Regions from separate parts of the Mus musculus genome. Here region 2 is linked to region 1. Evidence: chromatin loops called from intact Hi-C (ENCODE). Cell type or tissue: gastrocnemius. All regions are shown on one strand. Each heading gives the region's core, and the rest is flanking DNA. Links, peaks and the distances in the headings are about the cores only. Region 1 holds the start of Gm16083 (a long non-coding RNA gene). Region 2 holds the start of Cd55 (CD55 molecule, decay accelerating factor for complement).

The links. A loop is a pair of places that touch in the nucleus more often than their neighbours do. Peaks named below come from ENCODE experiments on the same cell type or tissue, not always from the same donor. Only the 100,000 strongest peaks of a DNase experiment are listed, where the experiment ranks them.
Region 2: it touches region 1 in a loop (2.9-fold over the local background); 6 of 42 quality-filtered maps call a loop at or near these places.

The regions. Positions count from the first base shown.
Region 1 is chr1:130,507,921-130,517,849 of GRCm38, forward strand. Gm16083 (a long non-coding RNA gene) reads left to right here and starts at 7,128. Exons shown (of 3, transcript XR_878517.2): 1 at 7,128-7,296. In gastrocnemius, for the core only: no CTCF peak of the experiment used is centred there; no DNase peak of the experiment used is centred there; H3K27ac peaks cover 5,212 bases.
Region 2 is chr1:130,456,955-130,466,883 of GRCm38, forward strand. Cd55 (CD55 molecule, decay accelerating factor for complement) reads right to left here and starts at 5,790. Exons shown (of 10, transcript NM_010016.3): 1 at 5,616-5,790; 2 at 4,868-5,053; 3 at 2,628-2,819; 4 at 1,133-1,232. The coding sequence starts at 5,715. In gastrocnemius, for the core only: a CTCF peak has its summit at 5,591 (motif pointing left); DNase peaks (open chromatin) are centred at 5,587, 6,060 and 6,736; H3K4me3 peaks cover 2,444 bases; H3K27ac peaks cover 2,681 bases.

The DNA of each region.
Region 1 (9,929 bases), core at 749-8,748:
TAAAATTAGCACATAGCATAATACAACGTTTGATTTTAAGTATTGCTATTTGGGTTGCTAACTTTGTCACTGGGGAACACAGGGCCTCTTGTGTAGCTTCTCATTATTCTAGACAAAATCGTTAATTTTAAATGGACTCAGAAGGAAACTCAGGTGGCATTAGAGACTGAATAAAATAAATAAGGGAAAGAAAAGGGCAAGCAAGCTGGAGCGTTCCGTAGCTGCCAGGAGGGAAACAGATAAAAGAAAAAAGAGGCCATGAGTATCTAGTCAGAGCTTAAGAAAGCAGGCTGGCTCAGCCCCTGGAGCAGCTGTACAGTGGAGGTCATCAGAGAAAGAATAAGAATACCCAAGAGTGACCAGGACAGGCAGCTTTAGAATTTGGGCCAGTGTTTGAAAAATAGAGATAGAAAAGGAGAAAAGAAAAGTTTTGTGCTCTCTGCTTTAGAACTCAAAAAGTTGGCAGGTTCAGCAGGGAGGGTCTGTAATGAATCAACCAGAAGGAGTTTCTGGGAGTAGAAAATTCTGGCCTTCCTGGCAAGAATAAAGATATTCTAAAGACAATTATGCACCACCCTTTGGCTGTCTGACTTTTGAAAACAGTGTACCAAAGGAAAATGGAAATTCCCCAGGAAATGTGAGGGCTAAAGTTATGTTTTAAGTTTAAATTACTAGGCTTAAGAAATGTATAAAACAAAAATGCCTCCTCCCTCTAAGCCCTGCCTGCGCATGGACAGATACCTTCCTGGAATGCTGGAGGCTGTTGTTCATTTAAGATAACAAACCACATGTTTTCATTTTTCTAAGCAAGTTTGGTTGCCCCAGTGGCACAGGAAGTGCTTGATCACACATAGGTGATAGGTACATAGACAGGAAGTGCCTTAGGATGTAGGCTTGCCCCCGATTGGACGAAGACAGGATGTAGCCTTGTGTGTTTTGCCTTTATAAGCACCTGACACACATAATTTGCAGCCATTCTCTCAGAATGCTGGGTATGGGCCTGGCCAGTGTTTAACAAAGTTTGTTTCAAATTTGGCTCAAAAGTTTTGTTAGTGATCTTATTCTCACAGGGTGGTGTCAACAGAAACTCATCCAGGAAAAGGAAGAGGCTGGGGCTTTGCTGGCACCCAGAAGATGAGATTTTTCTCCAAAAACTAGATTTTCTACTTGCCACACCCCCTTGTAGGACGATTGGAGCAGAGACTGAGGTGGGCAGGGCCCCACCCTGTGCAGCATTGCTAAGTTATACATACCTCTTGGCTTTTTCATACATTAATCTTGATGGAACTTTCTCCAATATTTACACTCCTGCCACGACAAGCTCTTGAGAACTGTGCTAAAAAAAAAATCATGAAATCATGAATAGAAGGGTGGTGTTCAGTCATTTTCCTATAATTCATGCTAATGAAACAGATAGGATAGTCCCTGCCTAAGAGCGACTCTAATACTCCAACCCTGTTTTATATATTGGTTGAAGAGAGTGACTTGGATTTTTTAAAGTAGGTATTGGAAGAGATCTCTATATCATGGGGAGTTTAGTTTGAAATTGTTATATATCTTAATACAGGGTTTAAGGAACAGCAGTTGATGGCCCCAGAAAAGTCACAAGCCAGCTGAGCCCTGAGCATGCTTGCTCCAGGACAGCAGCCTTCTGCAGTTAGAGTCCAGGGATATGATCCCTTGTATTACTTAAGAGGAAAAAATAAGCAAACAAAATCACACTGATGGTTATATGTTGGCAGTGTAGCAAAATAAAGAAGAACAAAAACGAATCCAGTTATGGAACAGCTTCAAAGGGAAGACACCATAAGGTTGTAATCACTGAACACTGACAGTACCAAAAAATTGAATTATAATGAAGAAAATCTAAAGCATTGAATATGGTTACAAATATGTATATATGTAGATGATGTAGATGATGATATATATACCATATAGATATATACAGAGAGAGAGAGAGAGAGAGTTTAAATGTAGTCATTCTCAAGTTAATGTTTCTCCCTGAAGCCATAGGTTGCCAACAAAGAGCCTAGTGCTCATGCTAGGGTATGGAGTGCCTTTGTTTGGATTGTTGGTCAAAGAAGGTCAGGAGAACCTCACTCACAAAAGCAATACATGTGTCTTAATTAGGGTTTACATTGCTGAGCACAGACACTATGACTAAGAACTCTTCTTATAAAGACAACATTTAATTGGGGCTGGCTTACAGGTTCAGAGGCTCAGTCCATTATCATCAAGATGGGAGCATGGCAGCATCCAGGCGGGTATAGTACAGGAGAAGCTGAGAGTTCTACATTTTTATCTGAAGGCTGTTAGAAGACTGGCTTCCAGGCAGCTGGGATGAGGGTATTAAAGCCTACACCCACAGTGACACACCTACTCCAAGAAGGCCACACCTTCTAATAGTGCCACTCCCTGGGTCAGGCATATACAAACCATCACAACTGTCTTGGCTACTGTCTTTGCTTTTGCTTACACACCAGAACTTGATGGTAAGACCTATTGCTTGAAGACACCACAGACTTTAGTCACAAGACCTGGAGAAAATAAGCTGGTACAAGCTGCTTATTCCCTGCTGGCTAGCCTTCTTAGTAGCAGAGAAAAGTCACCAGCAATCCCACCAGTTTGAACCCTGTGAGCAACAATAATGATTGGCCTGAGAGTCTGCCCACAGGAACAATCGTGCTACAAATGTGATGGGAATTACAAATTGATTTCTGATTGGATATTTGGCCTAGGAGGAAGCTCATACCTGGTACTATAATTTAGCCCAGAGCTCATGACTGGGGAGCACCTAGGCCCTAGAAGAGAACCTACTAGTAGTCTATTATTTGGATATAAGATGGTGGATCAAAAATAGGGAACACCCAAAGGCAATTCTTTTAGGCAGTCAAATTAGAGTTCTGTTTGTCGAAACACCTGGAACTTTCTTTTTCCAAATTATTCTGAATAATAAGAGTCTTTTTCTTGTGGTAGTGGAAAATTTGAATGTTTCCAGGCTTAGAGAAATGACTTAAAGATGCAGAGACCCACAGCCAAACATTAGGTAGAGTCCGGGAACCCCACAGAAGAGGGGAAGGATTGTAGGAGCCAGGAGGGTCAAGGATACCACAAGAAAAACCACCAAATCAACTAACCAGGTTTCATAGGGGCTCACAAAGACTGCACTGACAATCAGGAAGCCTGCATGGGTTTGACCTAGGTCCACTGCATATATTATGGTTGTTTAGCTTGATGTTCTTGTGGGACTTCTAGCAGTGGGCGTAGGCACTGTCTCTAACCCATACACCTGCTTTTAGGACCCTTTTCTTCCTACTGGGTTGCCTAGTCCAGGTTTGATGTGAGGGTATGTACCTAGTCTTATTGTGATTTTGTGGTACTGGCTGGTTTTATGTCATCTTGAAACAAGTTAGAGTGGTCAGAGCGGAAGGCACCTCAGTTCAGGGAATGCCTCCATGAGATCTCAATTAGTAATCACTGTGAGAAGGCCCAGCCCACTGTGGTATCACCCCTGGACTGGTGGTCCTGGATTCTATAGAAAGCAGGCTGAGGAAGCCAGTAATGGGCACTCCTCCATGGCCTCTGCACCAGCTCTGCCTGCAGGACCCTGTCTTAACTGAGTTCCTGTCCTGACTTCCTTTGGTAGTGAACACCAAGGTGGAACTATAAGCCAAATAAGCCCTTTCACCCCAAACTTGCTTTTTGGTCATGGAGTTTTGTCAAAGCAATAGAAACCCTAACTAAGACACTTGTTATGCCATGTTTGGTTGATGTCCCTGGGAGACATGCTCTTTTCTGAAGGGAAATGGAAGGGTGAGTCTGGGGAAAGGGGGGGAAGTGTAGGGGAGGGACTAGGAGAAAAGGAGGGAGGAGAAACTGAGGGAGGGATGTAATATATGAAACAAGGTCCAATAACCATGAGTTTGGGACTTTCCACTAGAGTCTGGTGAGCTCCCCAGCAGGTCCTCAACTGAAAACAATGACTCCCCTTCTCCCACAGTCTATCCATAGCCAATAGTTCACAGTGGAGAGGTTGGATCTCACAAACCTCTCCACTTTTCAAGACAGGCTGTTGACTCTAGGCCCAGTTGCTCACAGCTGCTGTGATTTCATAATTGCAGTGACTGTGTCATGCCCAGATGTCAGTAAAACTTTTACAGTGCTATTAATTTGCTCAAATAATCCAGGGAACTGAGATAAATACAGTGAAACTGTTGCATAATAGATCAAATTTAACAAAAAACACTTGTCTGGTAAAATGAGTTCCATGATCACTATATAATTCAGCAGGAATGCACCAAGAGAGAATAATTCTTTCTAACCCAACTTTTTTTTTCCCCACTGACACCGTGGCTTTCGACCAAGGGAAAGCTTCAATCCAACGGTAAAACAAATTCATGCTAAGACATATTTATATACTTGTGTCAGGGACATTTAGACAAAGTCTAGCTGCCAAGTTTCAAAAGGTTCCTTCGATAAAAAATATTGTTTGCAAGGATACCCTTGCATCTATGGAGGGCCATTGAGATAACTGCTCTATGATTAGGGGAAAGGAGTGTGTGTGCTTGTGTGTGTGTGTGTGTGTGTGTGTGTGTGTGTGTGTGTGTGTGTGTGTGAGAGAGAGAGAGAGAGAGAGAGAGAGCACCCAGAGGCATCTGGAAGAGTCCAGAACAGAGAGAAACAGCAGCGTCCTGGACATGGCCAGGGCTAGGGAATCAGGACTTGCAGAGAAGAGCAGGAGAGAATAGTGAAGATGGTTAGGGCAGGGGAATACCTTGCCATTATACAGAGAATAGATGGGAATCTGGGGAAAGGGAAGCCCGTTGGGGAGGGAAGGGGCCAGAGTCATTGTGCAGACTTGTGAATGGGGACTACAGGATCCTGAAGGCTAGCATGGCTATGATGCGCTGGTAGGCACCACATGTATATATCACCAGAGAGCCTTATGTCCCTTCCTCCAGAAGCGAGGAAAATGACTCCTTCTGGCAAACAGAAAACTTCTTCATGAGTTCCTGAGGATGGTGGCTTTTATCTAACCACCAGAAACACTTCCTATATAGCTCTGCTTGGCCTGAGTCAGGACCATCATTTCCTGACATATCTTTTTTCCTACTTCCTGAGCACTTCCTGAGACCTAACACAAGCGCTCTTGGGTGCCATGAAGTGACTTAGCAGGCTTGTGTTTGGAACAAGCAGAACACACAGCTGATGGAAGAGCATAGGCTCTGCTATTGCCTTTGCCTTTTTAGTACTTGCTTTAGGATGTGCTAGGGTTTTAATGATGGCAAATTGGGCAAATGGATAGCATCCAGCAATTGTGAAATATGCTGACTTTTCTGAAGAGCTGGCCAGAGAGATTTGGAAATTCTCTTTCTCATGCAGCACTTACTCCCTGTGAGTGTGTTATCGCTACTCTGTTTTCTGCTAAATGGAGCACTTTGGTTAAGGCTATAAATTCAGCCACTTGAGCAGATTTAATGAGCACATTCATTACATCAGGACTGAAAGCAACTGCATATCCTGCATATCCTGCCTAAACCTGACCTTGTTTATCTCAGAACTGTCAGTAAATAAAATCAATTTTGCATTTTCAGTAGCTGTGTCAAATGTGTGTCTCCTAGAAGCAAGTAGTATATCAGGTGTGGATCCCAGCCAAGTTTCTCCTCTTCTGGGTCTTCTGATGAAGGGATTGAGGGTTGCAAGACACAGGAGTCGAAAACAGACTTGTCTCAGGAGAAGTTAGACCTCCCCAGTAGTGCTGGTGTGATGTAAATGAAGCAGAATTCCTATGGAGTTGGGCATAAGTGGTGAAGAGAGAAGCTGAAGTGAGTCTACAGATGTTTACAGTAGAGGTGGAGATGGCTCTCATGTAGGGAAGATGTCATCTGGCTCTAGGGGGCTGGAGTACCAGCAGGGGCCTGTGTACCATGTATACACACACACACACACACACACACACACACACACACACACCCGTATCATCCTTTCTGCTTTCTTCCTACTCAAGTGGAAAGGAGAAAAAAAAATTATAGATTAGCAGCCTTAGGGCAGGGGCCTGTTTTAAACATGTTAAGGCCTAAAATGTCACCTCTTCCTCCAGGCCTAGTTGAAGGGTATCAGATTATACAGTTTCTTGGTGTTCTTTTGTTTGTTTGTTTGTTTGTTTTATTTTTATTTTTTTACTTATTCACTTTACAGCCCGTTCACTGCCCCCATCCTAGTTACTCCCTGTCACAATTCTTCCCCCACCCCTCCTCCTCCTCTGAGCCAGTGGGGGCCCCCCTGGATTCCCCCTCCAACTCGAACACCACCTCTACCCCCCCCCCTTACTTTAAGTCTCTGTGAGGCTAGGCATTTCCTCTACAGATCGTACAAGGTTTATATAGTGGTTGGACAATGATGAATAGTTTGGATTATGATTCCAGTAGCAACCAGTTAGTCCTGGGATCCTTTTAATTGTCATTTTATTTGGAATATAGAATATTTACCAATCAAAGTGCTCCCATTCAAATTGTCAAACCTGACAACTGCAAGAAGAAAAACCAAATCTACAATTGTTCGGTTAAAGCAAGGTTTATTTTGCTCTTCACCTGGGCCTGGCCAGTCCAGCTGCCTCTCCCTAAGTCGGGATTTTAGAGAGCAGCCCCTGCTGTCCTCTTGAAATCCCTTTAATAGGAGAGATGGGGTGTTCACAGGGCTGAGAGTTGGCTGTTATTATACATTGTCCGATACAGTGAGAGGGGAAGACAAAGGGTAAGGACTACATCATGTGAACGGGGCCGCAGGTTTAGTGTAGGTTGAAAACATGTGTTCAGTTCACATCAGATCTAAGAAACAGAAACTTATTCTTAATTACGGATGGAAACTTTAACTCGCAAGGACTTAGCACAGGACAACCAGGAACTTATTCTTTAGGATTTATCACAGGATAAACAGAAACTCATTCAGAGACCTTAACCTGCACAAGACAAACAGGAACTTCTTCCCCCTCCCTCCTCTCTCCCCGCCCCACTTCCCGCCCCTCGCCCCTCTCCCCTCCCCCTTCCCCCTCTCCCCTCCCCCCTCCCCTCTCCCCTCCCCTCTTCCCCCCCCACCCCCCAGTTCCACCCCTCTGTAGGAATAATCTCTTGTGCGCTGTATGGGAGCATCACCTGTCAATTAAAAGCTGACGGCTTATTAGCAAAAGGCAGGAAGTAGAAGGTGGGAGTTCTGGTAGAAAGATTGGAACTCTGGGAGATAAGAGTCAGAAGATTTACCCTGGGCTCTGAGAAATCGGAAGCATGAAACTGAGGAGAGGTAATTAGCCTTGTGCCAGACATAAAATAATTTAAATCTGTCATAAAAGTTACAAGCTAGTCAGGGAGCAAGTCAAAGCTTATGGCCTAGGCATTTATTCATAAATAAATAACCCTCTGAGTTTGTTATTCGGGAACTGGCGCGCAGATAGAAAAGCCTGCAATTACACCCTCTCCTCCTCCCCAGAAAAAAAGCAGTCCTCGCAGGGACATCAACCAAACACAGCATAACAAGTTCCAACAAGACCAGGCACATAGCATCACATCCAAGCTGGACAAGGCAAGAGGAGTTGGCAGAAGAATCAAGGACAGCCCCGGCCCCCACTACCACTGTTAGAATCTCTGCTACTCAGGCATACCATGTATGCAGAGGATCTAGGTCAGACCTTTACTGATCCCTGTGTGCTGGGAATTCCCGTGAGTCCTAGTCCATTGATTCTGTGGGCTGTGTTCTTGTGGTGTGTCCCTGACCCCTCTGGTTTCTCAGATCCTCCTCTTCCTCCTCCTCCCCCTCCTCCCCTCCTCCTCCCCCTCCCCCTCCTCCTCCTCAGGACTCCCTGAGTTCTAAGGTTTGGCAGTTGGATAAAGCCTTTCTGGTCCTTTTGGTAATGATTTCTGCTAGACTCCAGTGTCAGCACACTCTGTGGCAGGACAAACTGTAGACTGAAGGTTTTGTGGCTGGGTTGGTGTCCCAATCCCTCCATTGAGCCCTGGCTTAGTTACAGAAGATGGCTGGTTCAGGCTCTGTGTCTCCCATTGTGCCTTTGCTAGGGTTGCTCATGTAGATTCCATGGAGTTTCCATGGCTCTAGGTTCCCACCTTGCCCCTGAAACGCTCCCTAATGCCAATCATTTCTCCCAGTATCTCCTCCCCACCATCTGGTCCCTCCCCTTATCAAACCCACCCACAAAACCCACTCTATTTCCCCTTCCCAGGAAGATCCTTTCTCTCCCTTTCAGCTCTCCGTGTTACTTAGCCCCTCTGGGTCTGTGGACTGTATTGTGATTGTCTTACTTTACAGCTTATATATATTTTTAAATGATTACATACCATGTTTGTCTTTCTGTTACCTCCCTTTAGGTGATTTTTTTTTTCTAGTTCCATCCATTTGCCTGCAAATTTCATAATGTCATTGTTTTTAACAGCTGAGTAAAGAAACCCAATTTTCTTTATCCACTCTTTGGTTGAGGGCCATCTAGTTTGTTTGTAGTTTCTGGCTATTATGAATATAGTTGCTATGAACATAATTGAGCAAGTGTTCTTGTGATAGAACGTTCTTTGGGCATATGCTCAGGAGTGGTATAGCTGAGTCCTGTGGTAGATCCTAATTTTCTGAGAAACTCAGGAACTTATTCTTAACTGCAAACAGAACTGTTAACGTGCAAACTATATATATATTTTTTTTTTCTGATTTGGTCTCACAGGATGTGTGATCAGTTCTGAAGGAGTCACCATATAACCTAGGTATTTAACCTCCTATGGGCAAAGCTGCATTTTGTGGTTTGATACTTTATGGCCTGTGTTAGCGAGTTGCTATAATAAGAAAATTTGACCTTTGAGTCAAGCATCATGTGATAGAGAAAAGAGCAGGTCCTCTGTAACGGTATTCTTAAACAGAGAAACAGGACACCGAGGCTTTCTGCCTGGGAGCAGCTTCATTTGTGCCAAAACAAGCTCAGCAGATTCAAATCCAAAGGCTGATCCCCAAGTGCATCCGGGATTCACCTTATATACATTCTAGCCCCTTTGTCCCCTCATATGGTAGTGTATGCTTTCCCTGTGTCGCCTATGGCTATAGGTCCGTGACATTAAGCTACAGGAGTGAGTTTCGGTTGCTATGACACTGAGGAGTCAGAGGTGTCATGAGGCTGAGCATGCACACACTGGTGCTGATTAAGCCTCTTGTCTTTCATGTGCTGTAGGAGGACCCTTACCACAATCCACATGTTGAATTAAATAAAACTCCTAAAGGAATTGTAAGTATCATAAGATTTAGGGTTTTGAGAAAACGACCCTGGAGTCCTAGTGTGTCTCTGTGCCATCATGTCTCATAGGTATTGCCTTCTCATCTGAAGGAATTCTGGCTGTTAGACACAGCGGAGATGCTGAAAGGGCACCTGAAGTTCTGTTACTCAAGAGTAACAGAAAAAAACAACGGCCATAAATCAATACACTTTTAAAAATACATTAGTGGAAACATTAAGAAGGTAGCTGAGGCAAGTCAGAGCTTCGGCTGTAGGCCTCGGGAGCTATGTGAGGCCTCTCAGCCTTTTGGTTGGTGGAAACTGTGGTTTTCTTAACAACACATTCCAAAATGTTTTTAATCTGTTAGTCACAGGGTGTTAGGCCAGTCACAGAGGTAGGTAAGCAGTGGCTATTTAGAGGGCTGAAGATGGACCGAGATAAATGTAACCAGGCTCTGGACCAGCAATGTTCCAACCTGTCCACAGTCACGGCCTTTTAATAGTCAGCCCACCTTTGAAGACACAGTTTCTTTCCAGGAATTCTTCTTGCTCAAGTGGTGTGAGGGCCTCTCTCTGAATGCGATTGCAGACCAGAAGAGTATAATGCATTATTTTAAGGTCTGTGCATCAAAGTGATCCAATTAGTAAGAAAACAGCGGAGGGGAGTCTT
Region 2 (9,929 bases), core at 1,227-9,226, 50 kb before region 1:
CTTTTAAATTCTCCAGAACTTCATTTTAAAAGATTTACTCCACTAGAAAATAGAGACAAAATGACAATTTTGATAACCATCTAGATGGAAATTTTAAAAGGTTAAAAATTTAGCTCACAGAGATGATACTGAAATGGCAAGACTTCCAGACATGCAAAATGCTTCTTTTGCTTGCAGCATTAAAAATACATATATGACAAAAATCTTCTAAAATCATGTGTGATGAGATCTTTCACTCCAAGTTCTAAAAGGAAGGGATCTTGCTTCCCTTGGCTTTTAGGAAAACATTTTGAGAACTTTCCACACATCTTTAAGGTGTTTTGATGAAACCCAGCCCTCCTTCCTGATTTTCTAACCCCTCATCTGGCTCTCCACCTGCTCCTTCCCAAACCCTGGGCTCTTATGAATCCACTAGACCCACGTAGCCCTATTTCTGTCGGAAGGAGGGAGGGGTGGTGACTGGACTCAGAACATAGAAAGGAAATGAACAAAGTGGGTGAGTCGCTGATGACACTTAAAGAACTTCCTTGTTCTACATGAAGCCCAAATGAAGACCTAAGAAAACTTTCTGATAGGAGGGCATTTCCACACTAGGCTTTTTTCTTAGCCCATGATATAACAATTTATTTGCATCTATTAAAACTGAGATGCAAATTACTATTTAAGCCAGTTTAAAATTAGTTTGATTTCTAACACTTTAGGGATTGTTATTTTTGTATCATGGACATATATTTCAGTAGTAGCTACACTTATCACATTTAGAACTTCATATGTATTGGATCTAAAAATCTAGAGAAATTAGAAGTATAAAAACTTTACCCTGGTCTACATTACTAAGTTTACTTGTAACTAATAAGTTTGCTTGTAACACATTACCACAAAGAGCTCATGACAAAGGTTCTTTGGGGAACAGTTTTTTTTTCCTCAGTATACTATAGAAAATAGCTTTCATTTTGGCATTTACACACATGTGCACTACTGTGCATAGTGCACACTCACCCTCACTCTCACTATGGGGGACTGTTTTAGTGCTATCCACCAGTGACTACAGTCCACAAATCTATCAGTGTTCACTGAACTGATTTCTTTAGTTCATTAATTGATTATAGAGTCTTAGAGTGATGAAACTTACCCTGGGTTGCATGAGAAGTTTATTTCTGAACCGAATAATATGCCGGTTGGTATGTTGATGTGACCATTATCCAGATCTTTAGGATTAGGGCATGATTTTTCTAGAAAAGAATTATCAAAAAACCAACAACTCTCTAACCATACTGAATGTTAAAAGGGATTATGGCAGTAATTATTCATATACAGGCATCCATCCATACATTATGCTGAAAGTGGATGGAGAAGAAAGAGGTCTTAAGGGGAGAGGAAAGGAGGGAATGTAATGGTCTACGTGTAACATGAGAGCAGAAGGCAAGAGAAACCTGTTACCAGAATCAGCAGGAATGTGATGGGTAGGGCAGAGGAGAGGAGAATGAGGGAGACCCAAGTGACATGGATGTCCAAAATTCCGATGGTGAAACACATCACTTTTATTTTAACTTAGATAAAGACTTAAATGGGGTAGGGAGATAGAGAAACTGGGCTGGTAAAGTGCTTTCCATGTAAGGGCAAGGACCTGACTTTGATCCCCAGGACCCACAGAAAAAAAGTCAAGCAGGGTAACAAGCATTTCTCATCCCAGAACTGGGTGGGCAGAGGCATGCAGAGTCCTGGGGCTCAGTGGCCAGCCTGTGGAACTTCCTTGGGCAGCCCCAGGTCAAGGACAGATACTATCCATATGTAAGGTGAACAGAGCCTGAAGAACAATACCCAAGGTTGTCCTTTGGCCTCCATATGCATGGGTCCACAACTGCATGCACACAGAGGAACACAAACACACAAGTAATAGTAAGGACCTGGGGAAACATCTCAGTTAATAAGATGTGTGTTTATTGCAGATATGAAAACCAGAGATTGAGTCACCAGACTTCATGTAAACAGCTGGGCAGAGTGGCACACCTTCACTCCCAGTGATAGCAATGTGGGAGACAGATACTTGGAAGTGGTGGGGGGTGGGAAGGTAGGAAGAGGACAGTTAGTATACTCTATGAGTTGAAGTTCCAGACCAGAGGCACCTATGGTCTGGCACCTAGGATTATCCTATAACAGTCTCAACCAAATGCACATCTACTCATGCATGCATAGTCATGCATGCATGGAAAACATACACACACAGGTGACAAGTGGAAATTTATTACAAAATAATGTGTTCTTTGATTTACATGATTTTTACTTGTTAATTAAATCTTAGAACAGCAGGGAAAAAAACTAAATATCAGGCACACATACACAAATTCATCCTCTGAGCCACTGATAATTTCTAACCTTTCTTATTCTTTAATTTTACATTTCTGTTTTATTGCCTCAAAAAAGCAAGGTACTTGGAGTGTGTGATCATTTTAGGTAACCTTAAATTTAGTAAACATGAGCTCTGTCAGTACGTATTCCTATTATGTAAATATTTGTCTAATTAGAAAATAACTCATGAATCTCTGAAGAAACATTATATATTTTTTTCCAGACATGGTATCTCCCCAAATACAGATGACTGTAATTACTTTTTAAATCATACTCACTTTTACAAAACTGAGCAACTGGAGACCATACTAAATCCTCAAGGCAAGTTGCTTTTCCTGGGAGTGGAGGTTGTTTTCGAAATCCTGGCCGACACTCATATTCCACAATAGTACCAACTGGGAAAAAATTCATGTTGAGGTACTCTTTTTTGAGGGATGCAAAACTCAGTCTTTCTGGAGCAACACATGATTCTAAAAGAGTTAACATGGCAACAGAGAAATAGGAATGTGAACTTAGTTTATAATCCAGGCAATCTAATAGCTAGTCGTTAATCCACCCTTTTCCCATCAACTATTTGCTTTGCATGGATCTCTATGTCTTTATATATTAATTTTTAAATAAATATGACTGTGGTATTCGTAGTTCATCAAGTGTAATCACATTCATACCTTCATTTTTCAATGACTAGGAGTCTGTGAAGTTTTCACACACCAGTGCCAATAACAATAGAATTTACTGAATATTTGTAAATGTTTTATACATACTTACTCATTGAACCTCACACTGCCCCTGGTAAAAAGAGTCAGATGAACCAGCCATGTACATAAAGTATATCATGTGTGAACAGCTGAGCAAATGAGCTCTAGAGGGGCAAGGAGTACAGCAAGAAAGTGTTGCTCATTAGCTCAGTGATCAAGCTTGGAGCCAGGCTCTTTGGCTTAAGAGGTATAGGTCTGGCCTACATTATCCATCTTCTGGTAGAAGGATTCTTTAACTCTGAAATTGAGAGAAGAGTCCCTCATGAGGTTGCTTGAAGGATTAGATGCATCAATACTGTTGAACCGTTACAAACTTTTCATACCTGTGGTGAGAGTTTAGGGGCTATTTTTTGCCTTGTATAAGGGCTGAAAATGCAAATGAGAAGATGGATCTAGTGTGTTTTCAAAAATTAATTTTGAATGATTCTGGATTTAATACAGAGACACCTGATTCAGGTCATTCAAAGTCAGCAATCAAGTCTTGCTTTTATCTTTACTTTTGTGTGGTCAGTCATTCACTATATAGCAATATTCTGACCCATGATGGGCCCCATAGACAAATGTGGGGCCTGCAGGAATGCAATGGAACTGAAATATTCCTGTTGCCTAGCAACATCATGGCCATCCTAATGTAAAGTAACTCCTTGCTAACAAGTTTGCCCTGGTGCTGGGGTAGCAACCATAGTACATGAAAATCATGAGGAGTATAGCACATACAATCACATGGAGTAGATAGCATTTGATAAGTCTGTGTGTTGCCAGCTCATGTGCTTATCATACTATACGTGTTATTTTTGTTAGAAATAATAATTTCTAACAAAAATTTTAATAATAATTTGTAGAAAGAAAGAAAAGAAAGAAAGAGAGAGAGAGAGAGAGAGAGAAAGAAAGAAAGAAAGAAAGAAAAGAAAAGAAAAGAAAAGAAAAGAAAAGAAAAGAAAAGAAAAGAAAAGAAAAAAAAGAAAAGCAAGTATCATGGCTTATAATTCAAGCTACTTGAGTGGCTGAGGCAGGAGGATTTTGATCCCAGGAGTTGAGACCAGACTGAGCAACATACAGTAATCTAATGTTGATTTTTTAAAAGAAAATTAGCATAGCCGTGGTGCACAATGTATATACAGCATAAATAGCAGACAGTAATGCCTTAAGCCTGGAGAACCTTCCTCTCTTTCTGGCTAATGTGTTCTAACTGCCAACAGTAGTTAGTAGACTTACATGCTATAGAGGTTTATAAGAAAAGAACAAAGCCATGGGTTTCATAGAGAACCCTGGTCAGTACACATACCGTCTAGTATAATGTTCAGATGATATGCCAGAACAACCTAAAACTATATCTTAAAGATAACATAGGGCTATATGTACAACAGATTTTTTTTTTTTGAAGTAAGACCTCAAAATGTCTCCCAAGACTTGTATCCATTACTTAACAAAATAGAGTTGAACAAGACAGATCACCAGGGTGTGTGTCTCAGGGTAATTGCCAAATATATTCACATATAATTTACTCCCTAAACAGTACCTATCATTTTTTTTCTCTACTAGCCTGTACAATAGAAAGAAAAACTCTTAATGAAGAAGCAGGACTTGCCATAGGAAGTACCGCCTTCAATTAGCTCGAGTGTAAACTGCCAACATGTATACCCTGGGGTTTAATAATGCTAGAAAACTATCAATTACCAGTCACTCCAAAGAGGCATAAAAATAACCTCAACGAGATCCACATTCCCAAAACTTTTCAGAAAGAGAAATGAAGAACTTACTCTCACAGAATGTTTCGTGGCTCGACCATTGGCCATTTTCAAGACAGACAACTATGTTTGACTTGTCTGGAACTTGTTTAAAGCCGTTATTACACGAGTATGCCACTTTGCTTTGCTCAGCAAACTTGGAGTGTCTGCCCAAGATTGGCCTGGCATTAGGAATGTCTGGAGGTGGGCCGCAGTCTCCTAGGAAGAAAAGAGCAGGTGTAAAACTGAAGTTGGCAAGGAGCTTTCTTTCCCCAGACCTGGAACAAGAGAAGCAGCAATGGCTCTTACCTTCCTGCCAGGGCTGAACTTGCCCCTCAGGAACTTGGAATGCTTGGACTCTCGTGAACACAAGACAAAAACTAAGTAGGGAGTAAATTCCCACCCGCCTTGAGTCGTTCAGAATCTACTTAATATCCACAGGAACACTGCAGCGAGCAAGGCGCGAGATAAGACACCCGGTAGCTGCTCGCGACCAGTCTCTCACCGGCGCAGGTGGCCAGCCATCTAGCTTCCACCTTAAGAATAAAAGAGCCAGGAGCAGGGTTGGAGATTCGCACTCAACCCTCCCTTTTGGTGTTGCCACGGTCTCTGATCGCGGAGGGGATCCAGTCACAGCCCAGATAGCCCAGCATTCCACCCCCATCCCTCCCGCTGGCCGCCGGCACCCAGCAGCGGAGCCCCCAGTTACTGGGACACAATGTCTGCTGAGCATGCGCCCCCTGGCGGGCAGCCAGCCGGTCGTCGCGCATTGGCCACTCACCGCGTACAGTTGGGGACAGCAGCAACAGAGACAGCGACAGCAACGGCAGCAGCGGAGGCGGCGGTGATGGCCGAGTCCTAGGCGCCCGCCCACGGATCATAGCCCCAGGTAGAAGAGACCTTGCCCGGCTGCGGCTGGAGCTGTTTTGAGCCGCAGTTAATTGAGCAGCTGTGGCGGGGCGGGGCAGGGCCCTCGTCACCCTGGGTGGGGCAGCCTGCGTGCAAGAGGGCGTTCCCTCATTAATGAGGGCGGGTGCCTGGCCTCTAGCTTCACCCAGGGGACCTAGTTGTCCGGCGGGAGTGGGGTCTGGGGTCTGGGGGAGTACCTTCTAAAGGAGGGCGCTTCACTCCCCCAGTACTCTGTGTCAGCACTCTGCTCCAGCAGAAAGCTACCCACACTCCCAACTCTGGTGTGCTGAGTGCTTGCAAAGGGAAGGGTAGGCGCGGTGGAATTCCTGAGCCAGAGGGAGCTGAGAAATAGGGAAACACCCAGGACCCCTGTGGCTTCAGCTGGAAGATGTCAGATGGGAGGGTGGGAGCTGCTGACCAAGAGTGTGTCTCCTAGGTCTCACCATGGTGTCAAAACAGAAAATAGGATAGGATCCAAGAAAACAGGGAGGGATCAGCCTGCCAGAACCGGTCACAAACAATATGCAGAGATCTAGGGAGCTTGGCTGAGGTTTTTCAGACCCTATCTGGGTGAGGAGTCACCTTCTTAGCCCTGGTTATAGATATGGACCAAGGATACCACCTGAATTCGACTTTGGGATTATTTCAGTCCTGCTATGAAATAGAATTCAGGAATAAATAGTAGAGCTTAAGAAAAAGATTTATTTCGTGGTGTGAAGAACAGTGACAAACAAAGCGATCCACACATTGGAATCACACCAGAGCATTAAATTAATTAATTGAAAAAGAAAAGGAAAGAAAAGAATGCAGAAGGTGAAGCTGTGCATGGAATAAACTGAACCTCTCTTGAGGACAGCACTAGGAATTAGGATTATTTGGTATTGGCTGGTCACTGTGCAACCCGGTTTATGAAGCCCCACATGCGTGTGATATCCAGAGTAAAGAGCCATGTACCACACCATGTGTCTCCTGCAAATCCCCACCGGGAGGGTCGAGGTGGGAGGAAGCAGAGGTAAGTTGCCACAGGCCCTCATGTAAAAAGCCCCAAAGTGCTCCCCTTTGTGTGTCTGGGTCTGGTTAGCAGTGTCCCACTATGAATTCCCTTTTTATATAGGTGTTTTACCCAACTGGTGAAATCCCTCACCAGAAACTCAGCCTTCAATGGTAGACCAGTTGTGGGAGTGTTTGTCATATACTGATAACCATTCCTAAAGTTTTCTTGTGGTTCCTTATTGGTTAGTGTGAGCTTTTGAAGAGCAAACTGGTTTTTAACAAGTGTTTTCTTCTGATTCTTGCTTACTTAGTTACCCAAGCACCGTGTTTTCCTGTTGCCGAGATTACAGGAAAGGGTTGCTTTATAGGTGTTTGTTGAAATCTAACAGTATTTAAGGGTTCTGGAGTTGACATCATACCCTAGCGACTCATGCCTGTAAACTTGGAAGGTAGAGCAAGAGGTTTTGGGTTAAAGGCTAGCCTGGGTTTTGAAGTTCCAAGTTAACTTGGCCTCAATAGGGCCATTTCTTAAAAACATCCTGAAGTTTAAGTCTCACAAGGGTAGAGTGTTTCATAACTATCAAGTGTGTTTCTTCTCATAGTTGTTAAAAACTTGACCCTTCCTTCCTTATGTGCCACTTGCATGTCAGGGCCCAGCAGTGACAGAAGTGGTGTCACATGGACCTTCATTTATTCCCTGAGAGCTCTCTGTGACCTCATTCACTACTTTTTTCTGCCCTGCTGTAGTTAGCTGAGTCAAAATCAGATAGGGAGCACTCATAAACCCTTGAAAGAGTTCTCTACATGTGTGTTAAATAAAGATCATAGCTTTATAGCTAGATAGAACAGTGAGCCCAGCCAAGTGTCCAAAACTATCTTATTGTCCAGGCAGTGGTTGCACACGCCTTTAATCCTACCCCTTGGGAGGCAGAGGCAGGCGGATTTCTGAGTTCCAGGCCAGGCTGGTCTACAGAGTGAGTTCGAGGACATCCAAGGCTACATAGAGAAACCCTGTCTGTAAAAACAACAAACAAACAAAAAAACAAAACAAACAAACAAACAAAAACCTATCTTATCGCCCAATTTTGGAACACCAATTGGTCTAAGCTGTCACTTTCTAAAGTATTTTATTTTCAGTAATAAGTTTTTTCCAAAGAAATGAGTTTAAGAATTAATGGGTGGACACTTACGTAATGCTTGCCACCACCCAAATATTTACAATACCCAGGAGGGAAAGATTTAACAACACCACATGATGCATTTACTTAATTTTTAAAAAGGTGTGGATTAAAATATGAACATTACTAAGAAAAAAAAAAACAAAACTTCAAGCTGATAACTTAGGGTATTTTATTTTACGTGCTGGCTGTGCTGGCGAGTTTTGTGTCAACTTGACACACCTGGAGTTATCACTGAGAAAGTAGTTTCAGTTGGGGAAATGCATCCACCTCCAAGAGATCCAGCTGTAAGGCATTTTCTCAATTAGTGATCAAGAGGGGAGGTCCTGCTTGAGTTCCAGTCCTGACTTCCTTGGTGATGAACAGCAGTTTGGAAGTGTAAGCTGAATAAACCCTTTCCTCCCCAACTTGTTTCTTGGTCATGATGTTTGTGCAGGAATAGAAACCCTGACTAAGACACTGGCCCAGATTTTCTATATTCCACTTGCTTTATGCATGTACCATTTTCCAGTTCCATTTCTTCATGAGGTGGAAGAGCTATCAACATTTCACAGATGAGAGGACACGACACGATAGTTATTTCCGCAAAAAATAAGAAGTGGCCAGATTAAAATGCAAATCTAGCTTGATTCTAAGACTTTTGTGTGTATGCTTCTGAATTTGTACCTCTGTGTGTGTGTGTGTGTGTGTGTGTGTGTGTGTAGGACACAGGACAGTCTCAGGTGTCATCCTCAGGAACACGTGCTCATGTCCTTTGAACAAAGTCTCTCACTGGAAGAACCTGGGGCTCAGTGACTGGGGCAGGCTGGCTGGCCAGGGAGGCACCTTTCTCTGTCTCCCTGATGCTTGGATTACAGGTGCACATTAGCACACGTGGTATTTTTACCTGAGTCCTGGAATTGACCTTAGGTCCTCATGCTTGAACAGCAAACATGTTACCAACTAAGCTGTCTCCCCAGCATATTCTTTGTAAGGAACAATTATCAAAGATTTGTCCTACCTAGAGCACAGTGAATTATCAAAGAGGTTTGGAAACCTAGGACCTTCTGGTGTGAACACTTAATTCATTGTTTTGATTCTGTACTCTGGAAGCTAGCTATGTGTTCTTCAGCATCTTGTTCCACGTTGACTTGAAAATGTCTCAGAACAGTTTTTGGTCCCTATAGATCTCCAATTCCCAAATGACACATTTATATAATTAGGTTAGGAAACATAAAGACATTTAAGTCTATGATTTTGCAGGAATAAGAAAGCACAGCCCTTGCCTAGGTAGAAAGACTAACTCGGTATTTATACATTCGAAGAAAGTTCTTACAGGGGAAGCAAGGATTAATTGGGAAGTTGTGTACAGAGTCTGGAAACAGAGTAACTCCAAAGGCACAGCAGTCAGGAGGTTAACACTAGGGAACAGAAATGCCTCCATTTCAGTTTTTTAAATAATAAGTCTATATTAAGGAAATAAATCTGTTACTCTTTAAAAAAGAAAACTTAACACAATTATTATAAACCCTTGCGTTTCCATTCTTGCTCAGACCAAAGACATTCTGAAGGAGGAGTCCACCGCATTTGACAACTGAACAGAAGGAAAATAATCTTAAAGGTGACTCTGCACTTTGGGCATGTGTAAGGTGAAACCAGGAGGCAATTTAGGGAAGAAATAACCACTTGGCTTTCTGCTGGCTAACTACAAGATGCAGTAGCAGCATGGCTAAGTGGAAATACACAGCATTGAGATTGGAATGTAGGAGATTGGGCTGGAACCTGGAGAGACATGGCTTAAGAGAAAGGTGTTGAGGGGGTGGCCAGAAACAAGGAGAGAGCAGACAAAGTCTTGAAGCCACACCTTAGAATCAACAGGACAGGTGAGAAGGTGTAAAAAACGGAAGAGGGCATTACAGTTTCTGAAGGACAAGGCTCCCAAACTAACAGTCACATAATAGTGTCATCCTTCTTACAGGGGAGGAGGCCATTGGAATTCAGGGATGTAAAAGAAATTTAACCATATAACCAGCTTA